Regions from separate parts of the Mus musculus genome. Here region 1 is linked to region 2. Evidence: chromatin loops called from intact Hi-C (ENCODE). Cell type or tissue: left cerebral cortex. All regions are shown on one strand. Links, peaks and the distances in the headings refer to the core of each region. The heading gives the core; the rest is flanking DNA.

The links. Peaks named below come from ENCODE experiments on the same cell type or tissue, not always from the same donor. Only the 100,000 strongest peaks of a DNase experiment are listed, where the experiment ranks them.
Region 1: it touches region 2 in a loop (2.8-fold over the local background); 27 of 42 quality-filtered maps call a loop at or near these places.

The regions. Positions count from the first base shown.
Region 1 is chr6:149,007,525-149,015,703 of GRCm38, reverse strand. It overlaps Dennd5b (DENN/MADD domain containing 5B), which reads left to right. Exons shown (of 21, transcript NM_177192.3): 14 at 1,467-1,588; 15 at 5,804-5,949. Among named protein-coding and RNA genes, the nearest start is that of Gm25539, 44 kb to the right of the region's middle. In left cerebral cortex, for the core only: CTCF peaks have their summits at 4,724 (motif pointing left) and 6,857 (motif pointing left); a DNase peak (open chromatin) is centred at 4,702.
Region 2 is chr6:149,096,513-149,104,691 of GRCm38, reverse strand. It overlaps Dennd5b (DENN/MADD domain containing 5B), which reads left to right and starts at 3,012. Exons shown (of 21, transcript NM_177192.3): 1 at 3,012-3,509. The coding sequence starts at 3,383. In left cerebral cortex, for the core only: CTCF peaks have their summits at 3,517 and 3,762; DNase peaks (open chromatin) are centred at 2,795, 2,941, 4,046 and 4,927; H3K4me3 peaks cover 3,109 bases; H3K27ac peaks cover 2,560 bases.

The DNA of each region.
Region 1 (8,179 bases), core at 2,067-7,066, 90 kb after region 2:
AATTAAATGGGGTATAATGGTACATACTTATAACCCCAGCACTCTAAAGTTGTAGACAGGAGGACCAAAAGTTCAAGTTATGAACTTGGCTATGTGTTGCAGGATATTTGGTCACACTGGGAACCCCAAGATTTTGTTACTTACTGGAAAAACCTATTTTTAGTTGTGGTATGGCTCAATCCTAGCACACACTTTTAGTCTAAGAGCTTTCTGTTTATTGTAAACAGGATTAAATAAAGTCAACTGTAGGTCAAGGGTCAAGAGTCAGAGCAAGCAATCCGTTGACAAGAAGTAAACATAAGAAAAAAACAGAGAGTAAGAGAAAGTCAGGAGGACGGATAGAAAGACTCACAGGAAGTAGAAGAGAGGGACATTCAGTTTGAAGGAGGTTTTTTAAGAAAACATAAAAGAAAGATTGCTTCAGGGATACTGGCTGGTTAGCTAGATGCTTTCTCTGCCTCTCTGAGCTAGCAGGCTTTCAGCCCCAGTATCTGGTTCCTGACTCTTCATTGGTGAAATCAACCAATTGAGATTTTGTTAAAAACAACAGCTATATATATAGCAAGTTTGAGGCCAGCCTGGGTTACATAACTTAAAATAAAAATGGAAGCTGAGGAGATGGCTTGGTTAGTAACGTGTCTGTTGGGTAAGCATGAGGACAAAGTTCAGACCCCATGAACCTACAGAGACAAAAACCAGATGTGTAGCATAAGCCTATAATCCCCTTAGTGTGTGCTGCTCTTTGGGTGGAGAGCATGGTACACAACAGATGGATCCCTGGAGCTCAATAACCAATCATTCTAAGTGAATCAATGTTTTACCTGTGTGTATGTCTGTGTACCACATGTGTGCAGTGCCCCAACAGGCCATGAGAGAGTACCCAAGATCCTGAGACTGGAGTTACAGTTACGAACTGCCATGTTTGTGCTAGGAATCAAATCCATCTAGAAAAGTAGCCAGTGCGTCTCCAGCTCCAGGTTCGAGGGGTTTTGATTGATTGATTGATGATTGATTGGTTTTTGGTTGTGTATTTTGCTCAATGAGGGTTATCCACTGAACCAACTCACTAGTTCAAGAGGTATTAACTTTTAATCACTTTTTAAAAAAAGATTTACTTTTATTTATATGAGTACACTATAGCTGTCTTCAGTGATACCAGAAGAGGGCATCAGATCTCATTACAGATCGTTGTGAGCCACCATGTGGTTGCTGGGAATTGAACTCAAGACCTCTGGAAGAGCAGTCAGTGCTCTTAACCACTGAGCCATCTCTCCAGCTCCTTAATCATTATTTTCAAGAGTGAAAATCATGAGGTTGGGAATTTAGCTCAGGGTAGAGTGATTGACTAGCAAACACAAGGCACTGGGTTTGGTCCTCAACTCCAAACCAAAAAAAAAAAAAAATTTTTTTTAAATCAAAGAGTGAAAATTGTAACTGATATTTGTGCTTACATTAACCCTTTTCAGGAAGCTTTATAAGCGCTATGCTTTTCTCCGTTGTGAAGAAGAAAGAGAACAGTTTCTTTACCATCTGCTTTCCCTCAACGCTGTGGACTACTTCTGCTTTACCAGTGTGTTCACCACTATCAGTAAGTCTGGAGAACTGACTTTTAAGTAAACAGTTTTCAGATGAGCAGGCACAGTGGCAAATACTTCTAATCTCAACACTCAAAGACTAAAGAAGAAAATTGCCTGTTCAAAACCAAATGGTTTTTTTAAAACAAAAAAACAAAAAACAACAACGACAACAAAAACCTGACTTAGGAGTCAGGGGATTCTCCTCACTCTTGGAATAAAAGAATTCATATGTTCCTTTTTAAAAAAGATTTTATTTATTCTTTTATGTATATGAGTACACTGTAGTTATACAGATGGCAGGGAATTGAACTCAGGACCTCTGTTCACTCCAGCCCAAAGATTTATTTGTTATGTATGTAAATACACTGTAGCTGTCTTCAGACACACCAGAAGAGGGCGTCAGATCTCATTATGAATGGTTGTGAGCCACCATGTGGTTTCTGGGATTTGAACTCAGGACCTCTGGAAAAGCAGTCAGTGCTCTTAACCACTGAGCCATCTTTCCAGCCCAAGAATTCATATCTTCAAAAGTGAGATATCTCAGAGTACATGGAGGTCACTGATATCCATTCATGAATGTAGGAGACTGCCTAACTATTGGAAGTACTACTGAACACAGACAGCCCTCAGCTGCCAGACTATGCAAGTACCTCACTAAAAAAAAATTGCCCTAGGCTGATACTTCCTGCCAGGACCAGCCTGCACTAATCAAAGGACTGTCCCACTGCTCTCTGTGCCAGTGGAAGGCTTTGTTGCGCCTTTCACTCAACATTTTCTCTCCCAGACTTGATTTCCTCTTCACAGGTTGATCCTAGGAACAAGCATCATCTGTGCCCATTTCTGGCTCAGCATCTGCTTTCCAGAAAACCCAGACTGTGATGTAAAGTGTTACCTAGGACAAGTGTGAAATGCACAGAGCTGCAGTCAGTGGGTTGTTGCTGTTGTTGTTGTTGTTTTAAGATTTATTTATTTAATATGTAAGTACACTGTAGCTATCTTCAGACACACCAGAAGAGGGCATCAGATCTCATTACAGATGGTTTTGAGCCATCATGTGGTTGCAGGGATTTGAACTCAAGACCTCTGGAAGAGCAGTCAGTGCTCTTAACTGCTGAGCCATCTCTCCAGCCCCTGTTGTTGTTGTTTTAAGCATAATTTTCTCCTAATCTCAGTAAGCATCATTGTCATTTCACTGGCCAGAACTGTGAAGGCACAGATTGCTGGTCTCTGGAGAAACAGATAAGGAAAAAAGAGTTGGAATTAATAGGGCCAACATAAATTGGCCAACATCTAATAAGGTATTATTAGATATCTAATAAAATATCAATATCTAACTAGGTAATATCTAATAAGATTATTAGATATCTTATTAGATACCTATAATTGTGTAATGAGTTTATTAGATATCTTATCAAATACTAATGATATCTACAAGTAATAACCTAATAATCTCTAGTTCATTCAATTACTACATGTATAAGAATCTAAGTTGTTAGAGTAAAACTATTGCTCACTTGGAGTGCACTTGCTTACCATGTGTGAAACAGTGGGTTCAATCCCAGCACTGTTTTTGTTTGTTTGTTTTGTTTGTTTGTTTTTAATTATCTAAAGACTGGGCATGTAGCTCCTGTAATCCCTGTTGAGGCAAGAGGATCAAAAAGTTAAGACTGGCAGCCTGGCGATGGTGGTGCACGCCTTTAATCCCAGCACTTGGGAGGCAGAGGCAGGCAGATTTCTGAGTTCGAGGCCAGCCTGGTCTACAGAGTGAGTTCCATGACAGAGAAACCCTGTCTCGAAAGCCAAAAATAAAAAAAAGATTGGAATACGCTATGTAGGAAAGTTCTATCTCAAAAGAAAGAATAGGAGGTCACGCATGATAGGTCAATGAGTAAGGGCACTTGTTCCAAAGCCTGACAGAGTTCAGCTCCCTAGGTAGAAAAAGAACAGATTCCCAAAGATTGTCCTCTGAGCTCTACATATGCACCAAGACACATACGTGGGTACACACATACACACGCACACACAAATAAATGTCTTTTAAAGGTTTTAAAAGAAAAGAAAGGTCACTTAGATGGCTAACAACATGGTCATCTTCAGCTATTTTCAAGGCCAGCATGGGACATATGAATCAAGTCTCAAAACAAACGCAGACCAAAAAGGACTAGCAAGATGTCTCAGCATAAAAGGGCAAATCACATACACAGTAATAATTAAGATGCCTAAGAATCTCCAAAAATATTCTTGTACCTTTAGGTTTCTTTTTTTCTGAGAAACTTTCAATTTGAGCCATTGAAATGTATAGCGAAATATCCTGGTGTCCTAGTTTCCTCTCTGCTGCTCTGACAGACACCGTGACCAAAAGCAGCTAGAGGACAGGGTTTGTTCCAGCTTAGAGGTCAGGGTGGAAACTCACACAAGTAAATGCTTGAAGCAGAAACCTTGGAGGAATGCTGAACTGGGCTTGTCACCAAGAGCTGAGTACCCTAGTTAACTTTAACTGGCAACTTTACAGAGCTTAAGAGGGGAGTCTCGCTGGGCAGTGGTGGCACACGCCTTTAATCCCAGTACTTGGGAGGCAGAGGCAGGTGGATTTCTGAGTTCGGAGCCAGCCTGGTCTACAAAGTGAGTTCCAGAACAGCCAGGGCTATACAGAGAAACCCTGTCTCAAAAAACCAAAAAAAAAAAAAAAAAAAAAAAAGAGAGAGAGAGAGAGAGAGGGGAGTCTCAGTTGAGGAATTACCCAGATCATATAAGCCTGTAGGCATGTCTATAAGGTCTATCTTGTTCGTTCGTTCGTTCGTCCTTCCTTCCTTCCTTCCTTCCTTCCTTCCTTCCTTCCTTCCCTCTCTCCCTCCCTCCCTTCCCTCCCTCCCTCCCTTCCCCCTCCCCCCTCTCTTTCTTTCTCTCTTTATTTATTTAATTTATTTTTTTTTCTTGATTGTTAATTGATTTAGGACTGTCCAGCCCACTGTTGGCAGCACCATTCCCTACACAGGTGGTCCTGCCTGTACAAGAAAGCTAGCTAAGTAACAACCTGTGAGTGAGCCAACAATCAGCAGTGTTCTTACATGGTTTCTGCTGTAAATTCCTAATTTTCTTGTGCTTTCACATTTGAGCCAAAATCCATGACAGGATGCTGACATCTAGTGGTGAGTCTTTTGAAAAGGCTTTATATAGGCCTCTGCACATCTGGCTGTCCCTGATTCCTTATGCATATAAGTTACCTCAGTAACTTAATCCTAGCATTCTGTTGGTTCTCTCCCCTTCCACCACATGGGTTCTGGGGATTGAATCTGGTTGTCAGCCATGGTGACAAGTACCTTTAACCACTGAGCCACCTCACTAGCCCTCATGAGTATATCTTAAAAACTGGCTAGGCAGTCATGGTGGTGGCACATGCCTTTAATTTCAGCAAAGGCAGGCAGATCTCTGTGAGTTCGAGACCAGCCTGGTCTACAGAGCAAGTTCAGGCCACTCAGGGATACACAGGAAAACCCTGTCTTAAAGACTTGTTTGTCAAACAAGGGGCTGAAGAGATGGCTCAGCAGTTAAGAGCACTGACTGTTCTTCCAAAGGTCCTAAGTTCAACTCCCAGCAACCACATGGTGGCTTACAACCATCTGTAATGGGATCCAAAGCCCTCTTCTGGTGTGTCTGAATATAGCGATGGTGTACTCAAATATATAAAATAAGTAAATCTTTTTTTAAATGATCATAAAAGCCAGGTGGTGGTGGTGCATCCCAGCACTTGAGAGGCAGAGGCAGAGGCAGGCAGATTTCTAAGTTCGAGGCCAGCCTGGTCTACAAAGTGAGTTCCAAGGCAGCCAGGGCTATACAGAGAAACCCTGTCTCAAAAAACCAAAACACCAAAAAAACAAAAACAAAAACAAAAAAACAAAAGCAAAATGATCATAAAAAGCCAAATATTAGGGGCTAGAGAGAGATGGCTCAGTAACTAAGAACACTTGTTCTTGCTGAGGACCTGGGTTCAGTCCCCAGTACCCATATTGTAGCTCATAACTCCAGTTCTATAATTCCAGTTCCAGGGGATCTGACTCTACTCTTTGACCTCTGAGGTCACTAGAAACAGATATGGTGTACATACATACATACAGGAAAACATTCATGCACATAAAAAAATAAATAAATAAAAAGCAACATAGATCTTAAAAGCATCGAGTTCTAGATCCTGTGATGTTTTAATTCACTTCTGTGTTTTCTTTCAGTGATTCCTTATAGATCAGTGATCATTCCAATTAAAAAGCTGAGCAATGCAATCATTACCTCGAACCCGTGGATCTGTGTTTCAGGAGAGCTGGGAGACACCGGAGTAATGCAGATTCCAAAGAACTTGCTTGAGATGACTTTTGAGGTAACATCTCTTAGCTCTACAGAAGATCTCTGGTTTTGCCTTTTCATTTCCCTTTAAACAAATGAAAGGAACATGCAAACATACAAGATCATTTTGTTATCATATGCTTACAGTGTCTAAAGCATGTTAAACGAGTTGCTTTATATTTTTATTGTTAAGCCCTATTTTCCTATTTTTCTACTTGTAGTAGGCTTCACCAGGTCCTATTCCTTGATTCCCAGTGCCTAACACAGAACATGACAAACAGAAAATGTTAAATAAATGCTTTTTCCCTAACGTGGTCCTTAGGACCAGAGACCTGACATCCTTGCATATGGCTCCTGAAGCACATAGTGGCATTATAGAATGTTTTTGTTTTTCAAGACAGGGTTTCTCTGTGTAGCCCTGGCTCTCCTGGACTGTATAGACCAGGCTGGCCTTTAACTCAGAGATCGGCCCACTTCTGCCTCCCGAGTGCTGGGATTAAAGGTGTGTGCCACCATGCCTGGCTCTTGTAAATACTGCTTTTTATATTGTCAGTTTTGGGGTCTCATCTAGTAGAGTAATCCCATATGTTTGAACCCATATTCAGGTTGGTCCTGACATGCCAGGAGTAAAACAGATAAGAGAGAAACGGTAGTAGGGTGTTCTGTTCCCATTTATATTCCCTAGGGTCAAAGATCAGTCATTTCACTTGGAATCACAGGGCTCCCACAGTGGTCCATCTGGCTTTCTGTTTGTGGCACACTCACATCTATCTGTATATAAAAGTTAAAGCCGGGCTGGAGAGATGGCACAGTGGTTAAGAGCACTAACTGCTCTTCTGAAAGTCCTGAGTTCAAGTCCCAGTAACCACATGGTGGCTCACAACCATCTGTAATGAGATCTGACGCCCTCTTCTGGTGTGTCTGAAGTCAGCTACAGTGTACTTAGATATAATAATAAATAGATTTTTAAAAATTTTAAAAAAAGAAGTTAAAGCCTTGGTTTTTCTTGGCCCACCAGTTATGGAACAAAAACTACATTGTTAATCCCATCTTCTCCCTCCCACCTCCTCTCTGTCTGTCTGTCTGTCTCTCTCTCTCTCTCTCTCTGGCATCTTCCCTCAGCTAGGTCACATGATGCCTTTCACTGATATACAAAGAAGGCAAATGCTTTTAAAACTTGCAACTTTGATATTTCAGTCCATCATATAGTGTGTCTGATCATCTAATCGGATATTTTTTTTTTTTAAAGATTTATTTATTTATTATATGTAAGTACACTGTAGCTGTCTTCAGACACTCCAGAAGAGGGAGTCAGATCTTGTTACGGATGGTTGTGAGCCACCATGTGGTTGCTGGGATTTGAACTCTGGACCTTCGGAAGAGCAGTCGGGTGCTCTAACCCACTGAGCCATCTCACCAGCCCCTAATCGGATATTTTTTAAGTCAGGATTTAGTTATCATCCATTTTTGTAGTTCCTATCACCGTTGCTTTGTCTTGTACTTTTCCACAAACCAGCAAGGACACTGATAACCGTAGTTTATTCATAATTTCACTTTTTACAGTTTTAGTACCTGGTGTTAATTATGATCCAAAAGTATTAAGTGGAGAATTCTTTTAAAAAATATTCATAGAAGGTAAGGATGGTGGTGTATTCCTATAACCTTAGCATTTGAGAAGCAAAGACAGGAGGATTTGAAGTTCAAAATCACCCTCAGCTATATAACAAGTTAGAGTCCAGCCAAGGTTACATGAGTTCATGTCTCAAAAACAACAACAACAACAAAATCAAATTTCCAGGCACATGCCTGTAGTCTTAAAATAGAAATTGAAGAATTGCTGCAAGTTCAAAGCCATCCTGGTCTACATAATGAAACTGTCTCAAAAACTAAACAGAAATTAAAATATTTGAAGGTGGGAGTTGTTTACACAGTCTTAGTTTTTGTTATACCAAGGAACAAATCCAGGGTCTTACCCATGATCAGCAAGCATTCTGTCATTGAGCTACACCCTCAGTCCACAACTTAAACGCTTGTTTTGTTTTTTAATTGTGCACCATTATGAATAGCAGGATGAAATCTCTGTTGTTCCTGGGTCAGCCATGAATTCTGTCTCCATCTAGCATGTCTGCACTGTATGGGCTACCCTCCCATTAGGTACTTAGTAAACATTTAGGTTATCAGATTAACTGTTTAGGTGTAGCAGTTGCTTATGTTTAGGTAATCTTTATTTTACTTATGAGTGACCCCACGGCACAAGAGTAGTG
Region 2 (8,179 bases), core at 1,318-6,317:
TGGAGGCACTACATGGAGTTTTTTTCCCAAACCTCCGGCAGGTAACAACCTTGCAAGGCATATCTCTGTGCACAAGGCCAGCCTAGTATACCATAGCAAGTTCCAAGGCAGCCAGGAATATAGACACCCTCCTGCCTCAAAAGAAAAATTGTATTGTAAGGCTAGAGAGATAGCCCAGTGTTTATATGCACATGTTGCTCTTGCAGAGGACCTGGCTTGATTTTTAGCATCCACATCAGGCAGTTCACAACTGCCTATAGCTCCAGTCCAAGGGATCTGATGCCTTCTTCTGGGCACTGCGTGCACATGGGATACATAGAGACCAACAGGCACATATACTTACATATGAACAAATAAAAACAAAAATTTAATTGTATTGGTTGGCAGACAAGATAGCACAGTGCACAGGAGCACTTGTTGTCAAACTTGAAGACCCAAGTTCAATTCCCAGAAACCACATAGTATATATAGAACAGACTCTTGAAAATGTTTTTTTTAAATATTATTGAGTTGTATGAGTTCTTTAATAACAGTCTTGTAAGGTTATGTGTGTGTGTTTGTGTTTATAAGTACGTATATGAAACATTTTAACATCTCTCCAGCTGAGAATACTTAATAGTAGTAGACATACATAAGATAGAAAAGAATTTAAACAAAAATTTAAATCAGCTGCTATACTACCAAACTTTTTTTGGCATGAACTGACCCCTTTTCTAAAACTATAAGGGGTTTGGCAACATAGTTCATCAGGGGAAGACACCTGCTGCCACGTCTGACAAGTTGAGTTCATTTCCTAGGACCTAGGATGATGGAAGGAGGGAACTGGGTCCTACAAATTGTCCTCTGACCTCCACAAGCATGCCTACACACATACACACCTCACAAAACAAATAAAATGTAATAAAACATAAAAAGCTAAATAATAAGGGATACGGTTTTCCAAGTAGCCTTTGTTATGATAAGATTTTCCTAGAAAGCCAAAATCTTGGCATAAGAAAATATCACTCCAGATTTTCTTGTAGAAATTGGAATTGTGACAGCTTGGCATGTTTTATGCTAATTAGAGGTTAAAGCTGAGATTACTGACTCCACTGAAGGTTTTCCATTCAGGCAGCAATTGTGTTAGGGACCCCCAACAGAATGGAAGGCAGTATTCTAACATAGCCCTGGCTGTTCTGGAACTCATTTTGTGGACCAGCCTGGTCTCCAAATCATGGAGAGTTACCTGCCTTTGTCTTCTGAGTGTTGGGATTAAAGGTGTTGACCCCCCCCACCAACACACACACACACACACACACACACACACACACACACACACACACACACACACACGTGCGCACGCGCCTGGCCCTTAAGGGAGAAATTTTCTTTAGTGATGTAATTACTAACAAAGTGCCCATTCTCCTATAATAAAAGCTCACCTATTCTCCATAATCAACTCTAATGAAACCCATAGATCAGAAAATTGCCTTAGCAGATAAAGACTCCCCACCAAGACTGACTATCGGGGTTTTGATCTCCAGGACCTACATCATGGAAGGAGAAAACTGACTTCTGAAACTCATTCCCTGACCTGTACATAAGCACAGAACCCCCCCCCCCACACACACACACATACATACACACACACATACACACACACACAATGTCATTTTAAAAAGTCTTTAAAATTAAAATAAGTTTGGTGAACTTATTTGATCACCAAAAAGGTTAAAGAAATGAAAGCAGAAGGAGTTGGTGTGAAAAGGAAGGAGATCAGAGGGAATGGGGTGGGACAGGGGGTACAAGAAGGTTATAAAAAGATATGATCAAAATATGTACATGAAGCTGGGTTGTGGTGGCACATGCCTTTAATCCCAGCACTGAGAAGGCAGAGGCAGGAGGATCTCTGTGTGTTTGAGGCCAGCCTGGTCTACAAATAGAGTTCTAGGACAGCGAGAGCTGTCACACAAAGAAACCCTGTCTCAAAAAACAAAACAAGAAAGTACATGTATGGAAATGTCATGATTAAATACAGTATTCTATATATGTTAATAAAACAAAACTAAATCATTACTGTTTACAATTTTATAAATCAGTTACTGCTCAAATGAACAGAAAGCATGTTTCTTGATTAGCACAAACAATAAATCAGTTTTCTGCTATATTTGACTAGCTTAGAATCTAACATCCTGCAAGAAGCCACCAACAAAAATAGAAATACTCAGTAAAATATTTTTATGTGTACTCTGTATAATAGAAGCAATAATTGCATAACATTAAATGTCCATATACATTACAGATTTCAAAGTTGGTTATTTTCCCAGTAGCACCATCCTGATACTACCTAGATTATCATCATTCTTTCCTTCACTAAAATATAAATGGCAGGTCAAGTGGGACCCAAGGTTCTATAGATACTGGAAAGAATGAACCAGGAAGCATAAATACTCCCCATCCCAAGTACAATCCAGCTAAAATGGTAAGAGAAGTCATTTCAAGGGTTCCGGAAGATTATTGGAAGGTACGATAGAAGCTAAGAGTCAATTACCCAGGTTGTTATTTACCCTCCTCATTTTTGTGTGTGTTGAGATGGAGTCTCACTAGGTAGAGAGGCTCATCTCCAACTCCGGATCCTCCTGCCTCAGTCACAGGAGTGCTGGAATTATAGATGTGAGTCACCACGTCCTGCCGGGGACTAGGATCTTAAAATGGTTTAAGCATCTGCATGACAGTTTAAAAATACGGTACAGACGTTGTGGGAAATGACCTCAGCGTGCTGTCTCCCTTTTCCAAAGCTACGTTATTGTTTAGGTTGGGTTGGGCGACATCCTCTCTGGAAGATACGATCCTGCTCTGCGGCTCGTGCTCAACCGACTGTTGGGGGCTGCACCGTGCAAGAGAGGTTTCCTCAATATTACCGCGGGTGGGCACGCACCCAGACGCGCCCCCGATCCTCCGAGCTCACTGGTGCGCGCCCCGAACCGCGCGCCACCGAGCTCTGCGGGCGCTCCCGTCGCGCAGCGCGGTTCAGTTGACCCGCGGGCGCCAGACGCTGCGCTCCAGCGGGCGCAGCCGCGGCGGCGCGGGCCTCCCTAGCTGACACTCCCCCTGCGCGCCCCTCCCCCGCCGCGGCGGAATCCCGCCCGCCCTCCGGTCCGCGCGCGAGCCCGAGGCCGCTTCCTCGGTACCAGCGTCTAGAAGGATCCCGGCCGCGGCGATTGCGCGGCCATGGGCGCGCCGGGCTCGTCCTAGGGTCGCGGCGGAGACCGCAGTCGGAGCGCCGCGGTGGCCTCCTCCGCGAGGGAAGCCTGCGACGCTTCTCAGCGAGGCTTCTCATCGGTTCACGCCGGAGAGCCTCCTCCGCGAACCCCAGCGACGGTCGCACCGGCAGCGCGGCGGGATGAGCGGTAGCAGCGCGGCGCCGGGCCCGGGCTCGGGGTCCTCCCCGGCCGCCTGTCGCTTCGCGCACTACTTCGTGCTGTGCGGGATCGATGCGGACAGCGGGCTGGAGCCCGACGAGCTGGCGGGTAAGGCCGGGCTGGCTTTGGAGGCGCTAGGGAGGCGAGGTGCGGGCTCCAGACAAAAAGTCGGCGGCTATAGCCGCGCTCCGGCTAGATGGGCACTCGTGGGCGACATAATGACATTGTTGTTAATTCCGCGCTCTGGCTAAGCCCCTGGGTGTTGGGTCCTTGTAACCGGCGCGGGTCCCCAGAGGGCCCGACCCTCCGCTGCTCGCGGGTGGCTCATGGTGCGCGGGACCGGGCTGTGCAGTGGTTCGTGAAGTTTGGCCCTGGCGGCGGATGCGGTGGTCGGCAGCTCCATGAAGGAGTCGGGACCGCGGGGCTACGGTGAGGTCCGCTCGGGCAGGAGGCCCAGCGGGATCGACCCCGACCGCTCTGGGTCGGCGCCACCCCTCCCCCTGGTTCTGCGATGACGAGCGAGTCACCCTTTGGAATCCTGTGGATTTGGCAGTGCCAGTGCCGCGAGCTAGCGAGGACCTTTGGACGCTTGGGTTGCGGCCTGATGCTTTGTTGATACCCCTGCCTGGTTCCTGAGTTGATGTAGTTGGACAATCCTCCCCAAGAGGGGCGCGCCGTGAATCACTGCCGAGGTGTCACTGGAGGAGCATGGCCCCCATTTGACGGGTTTGGTGACGCAGTGCGGGACTGAGCTGGGGAACGTACCCTGGGAACCCGGGCAGTTGAAGGATGGTAGGGACCGGGGAATGCGAAATGTAGAAAGCAGGCCGGGGAGAAATGACTGACTGAATTTTTCATTCCGCTTTCCTCCTTGGAATCTGAATTGTGATTTTTTTTTTTTTTTTTTTTTTTGGTAAGGGTGAGACACATAACGCCTACCACCAGAACTTTATTTGTGTCAGTGCTAAACACTTAGGTCATAGCCTTTCACAGCAGCTTTTTTGGAATATACCATCCCAGGTTGATTGCACTAGTATAGATTTTTTTCTCTCTTCCTTTGAGGAAAGGGCTGGGAAGAATGTATTAAATAATAAATGATAGTAAACAAAACGGGTCAGCCTTTACTAATACAGTCTCACGTCTTAATTGAGCATATTATTAAGTCAGCTTCACAGTAAAATGTTAACAAAAACTAAGTATAGTTTTAGAGGAATAATGAAATACCAAGTTTTCCCTGTATGTATAATTATATAATCCTACTGTTTCTTCAGCTAAGATTTCATGTACATGTTAAGAATAGTATAGTTAAGGGACATGAAGTTGCAGGGGGGGGGGGTGTCTGCAATAGTGATTTTGGAGAAAGAGTTTTTTTGGGCTAGTAAAAAATATATTTTTCTAGGACTCCTCTAAACAACTAGGATTTCTTGGGCCTTCTATGACAGGTGAATGATGAAATAAAAAAGCCTGTATTTGCCCTTTCCATTCACCTCAGTCTTCATAAAGCAGTATCTCCTATTGTTCTTTTGATTGTTCTTATTGTATTACTACTTAGAAGAGAAAGATTCTTGGGCCAGCGGAATACTCGGCTCAGTGAAAACATGCACTACTCTTGCTGAAGGAGGACCCAAGTTTGATTCTTAGCACCCAGATTAGGAGGCTTATAAGCACTTCTAGTTCTAGTTCTAAAGGAGCTGACACACTTGGCCTCTGAGGGCATTTTCTCTAATACACACACACACACACACACACACACACACACTTAAACAGTATAAAAATCTGAAAAAATATATTCTGTGCTAGTAATATAATGAAGGAATTGTTTTTAATTTTTTTTTTAGATTTATCTTATGTGTATGAATGTTTATGTGCATGTCTGGTGCCTTCAGCATTTAGAAGAGAGTGGAGGGTGTTGGATTGTCTGGAACTAGAATTAGGGGTGGTTGTGACCCCTGCATACTAGGAATTTACAGATTTAAGGTTTAGGAATCATACAGCTATTTGGCAGGTGTTTTATTTTCTAAGCTAATTTCTTTCCAGTTTAACTTAACCTTTAAGGAAGTTTAAGTGGCTGGGATAACAAGATAAGATTTTTTTTTAAAAAAAGTTTCCTATCTCCTGTCTTAAGTGTATCCTTTTTTTGAATAAATAAACTTATCTATGTGCTTTCATACTTGGCTTTACTTTTTCATGCAATTGTTCACAAAAACAATGCCTGTGATCTCACAGTTTTTAAAAACATAGACATTGGTAACCCTGAGGTGATTATGTCAGTGTTATTTTGTTTGGGTCTTCCCACTCCTGTCAGTACTTATTTCTTCATTGGTTCATTGACAGCCATACCTCCAAGCCTTGAAAGTTTGTGTGCCAGAAAGAAACATCTTTTTAGTGGAAACACCAACAGGTCTTATTTATTGTGAATCATTTATAAACCATCTTGTCCCTGGTGGAAGGGATGAATGGGAGACAGTGAAAGAGGGACATATGGATAAAAATTGGTAGAAAACAAATCGTAAGACCCACTCTTCATTCCACGGATCTCTTTTGCTGATATTGACAATTCTTCTCTTTTTAGCTCGGAACACATTTACAGTTAGAGGAAGACAAATGGTGCAGAATTACCCAGACAAGTTCTGTAGACCTAAGATTTCTTGTGATTCCCTTCTATTTTTTTTTGTTCGTTTACTAAGATGTTAAATTAAATTTCTCACCAGTGTGTATGTATATGCATGGGTATCCACAGAGACCAGAAGGTATTGGATTCCTTGGAGCTAGAATTACAGGCAGTTATGAGATGCCCAGTGTGAATGAACTAAACTAGTGTCTTCCAGAAGAGTAAAAGGTGCTCCTAACTGCTAAGCCATCTCTCCAATCATGACTACTTTTTTTTTTTTTAAAGATTCATTTATTTATTATATGTAAGTACACTGTAGCTGTCTTCAGACACTCCAGAAGAGGGCATCAGATTTCGTTACGGATGGTTGTGAGCCACCATGTGGTTGCTGGGATTTGAACTCCGGACCTTTGGAAGAGCAGTCGGTGCTCTTAACCACTGAGCCATCTCACCAGCCCCCATTCATGACTACTTTTAGCCAGATAAATTTACACAACTCTGAGAATATAGGTATACAAACCAAACATTTACTGAAAAAAATCATAAGAAATTTTATTTCAAAAATAGTTCTTTAAGCTGTGCAGTGGTGGCGCACGCCTTTAATCCCAGCACTCGGGAGGCAGAGGCAGGCAGATTTCTGAGTTCGAGGCCAGCCTGGTCTACAAAGTGAGTTCCAGGACAGCCAGGGCTACACAGAGAAACCCTGTCTCGAAAAACAAAACAAAACAAAAAAACAAACAAAAAAATAGTTCTTTGATATACATACAGTTTTCCCATCTGCGGGGAATGAAAATATATTTGCATATGAATGAGACAAATATATGGCCTTATTTTTTTTTTGTAAAGAATTAAATTTTGGCAGAATATTTGATATTGCAGGAGATGGGTGGCATTTTCCGAGTTGACTGCTATTTTGATTTTGTAATTGTCGGTGCTACTACTACTCTGCATGACAAAAGTATATTAAGAACCATTTCAGAAACGGTAAATTTTGTCTTAATTTTAATAAAAAATTCCTTTCACATGTTTTTTGTTTGTTTTAAGTCAGAGTCTTATGATATAGATACTACATAGCCCGACTATCCTGAAACTCACTATGAAAATCAGGCTGGCCTCAAACTCAGAGAGTTCTGCCTCTGCTGGGATCACAGGTGTTCACCACCATAACTAGCCCTAGCTCCTTTGTTTATTTTCAGTTTTGAGTCAGGGTTTCATAAATTGACCAGGCTGGGCTGGTACTCACTTGGTAACCCAGCTAGGTCTTGAATTTGTGATCCTCCTGCCTCAGCCTCCTGAGTAGCTGGATTACAGACATGTACCACCAGGCCCAGAAAACTTCAAATGCACAATAAAACCTATAATTCATATCTGTGTATAGTAGGCATGACTATGATCCAAGTTGTTTGAGACAGCATTCATTAGTGTCTGGTGGCAAGACATCTTGTGCCTGGCAAAAATGTGATCGTGTTCAAAACCAAGACTTCAGTGATATTATACAGTAGAGCCAGAAACACTTCAATTCTTTATGCATTTGATTTTTAAATTAATTTCTAGTTGTTGCATGCTCATAATCCTTTTAGTGTTTACTCCATTTTTGTGACCCCCCCTTCACATTTTATGTGACTGTTGATAGGGTTATGACTTAAAATTTAGGTAGCAGAGCTCCCTAGAGTAACCAAAGGTATAACTGCCTGCCAAGGGAGACTCAGAGTCAATTGTAGAGTCTCCTTTAGAATTATGAAGCCTGTTTAATGAAAGTGTAACAAAATGATGTTTGCTTTTGAAGTTAAATCTCATTTAAGCAGCAGTAAAAGTTTAGTGTTTTCTGAATGTGGACATAAGGCCATTAAATAGACATATCTTATTGAATCATTAGGGGATAGAGACCTTAGAATGCAATGTCTGTTGACATGTATACACACATTACAATAATACATAATACAAGCAGTATTTATTTCTGTGCCTTATGGAACTCATTAGAAAAGGTCAGGTGACAACTTCCTGAAAGTCTTTGAAGGGACACCTGAAGCACTAGTGTATGCTTGAGAGATTACTCAAGTATGGGTAAAGTAATTTTAATTTTCTTGCTCTTAATAATAAAGTATTAATATTAAAAGGTTGCATGAGTGATTTCTTGCTTTTGTAAATCCAACTGACTAGCCTTTAA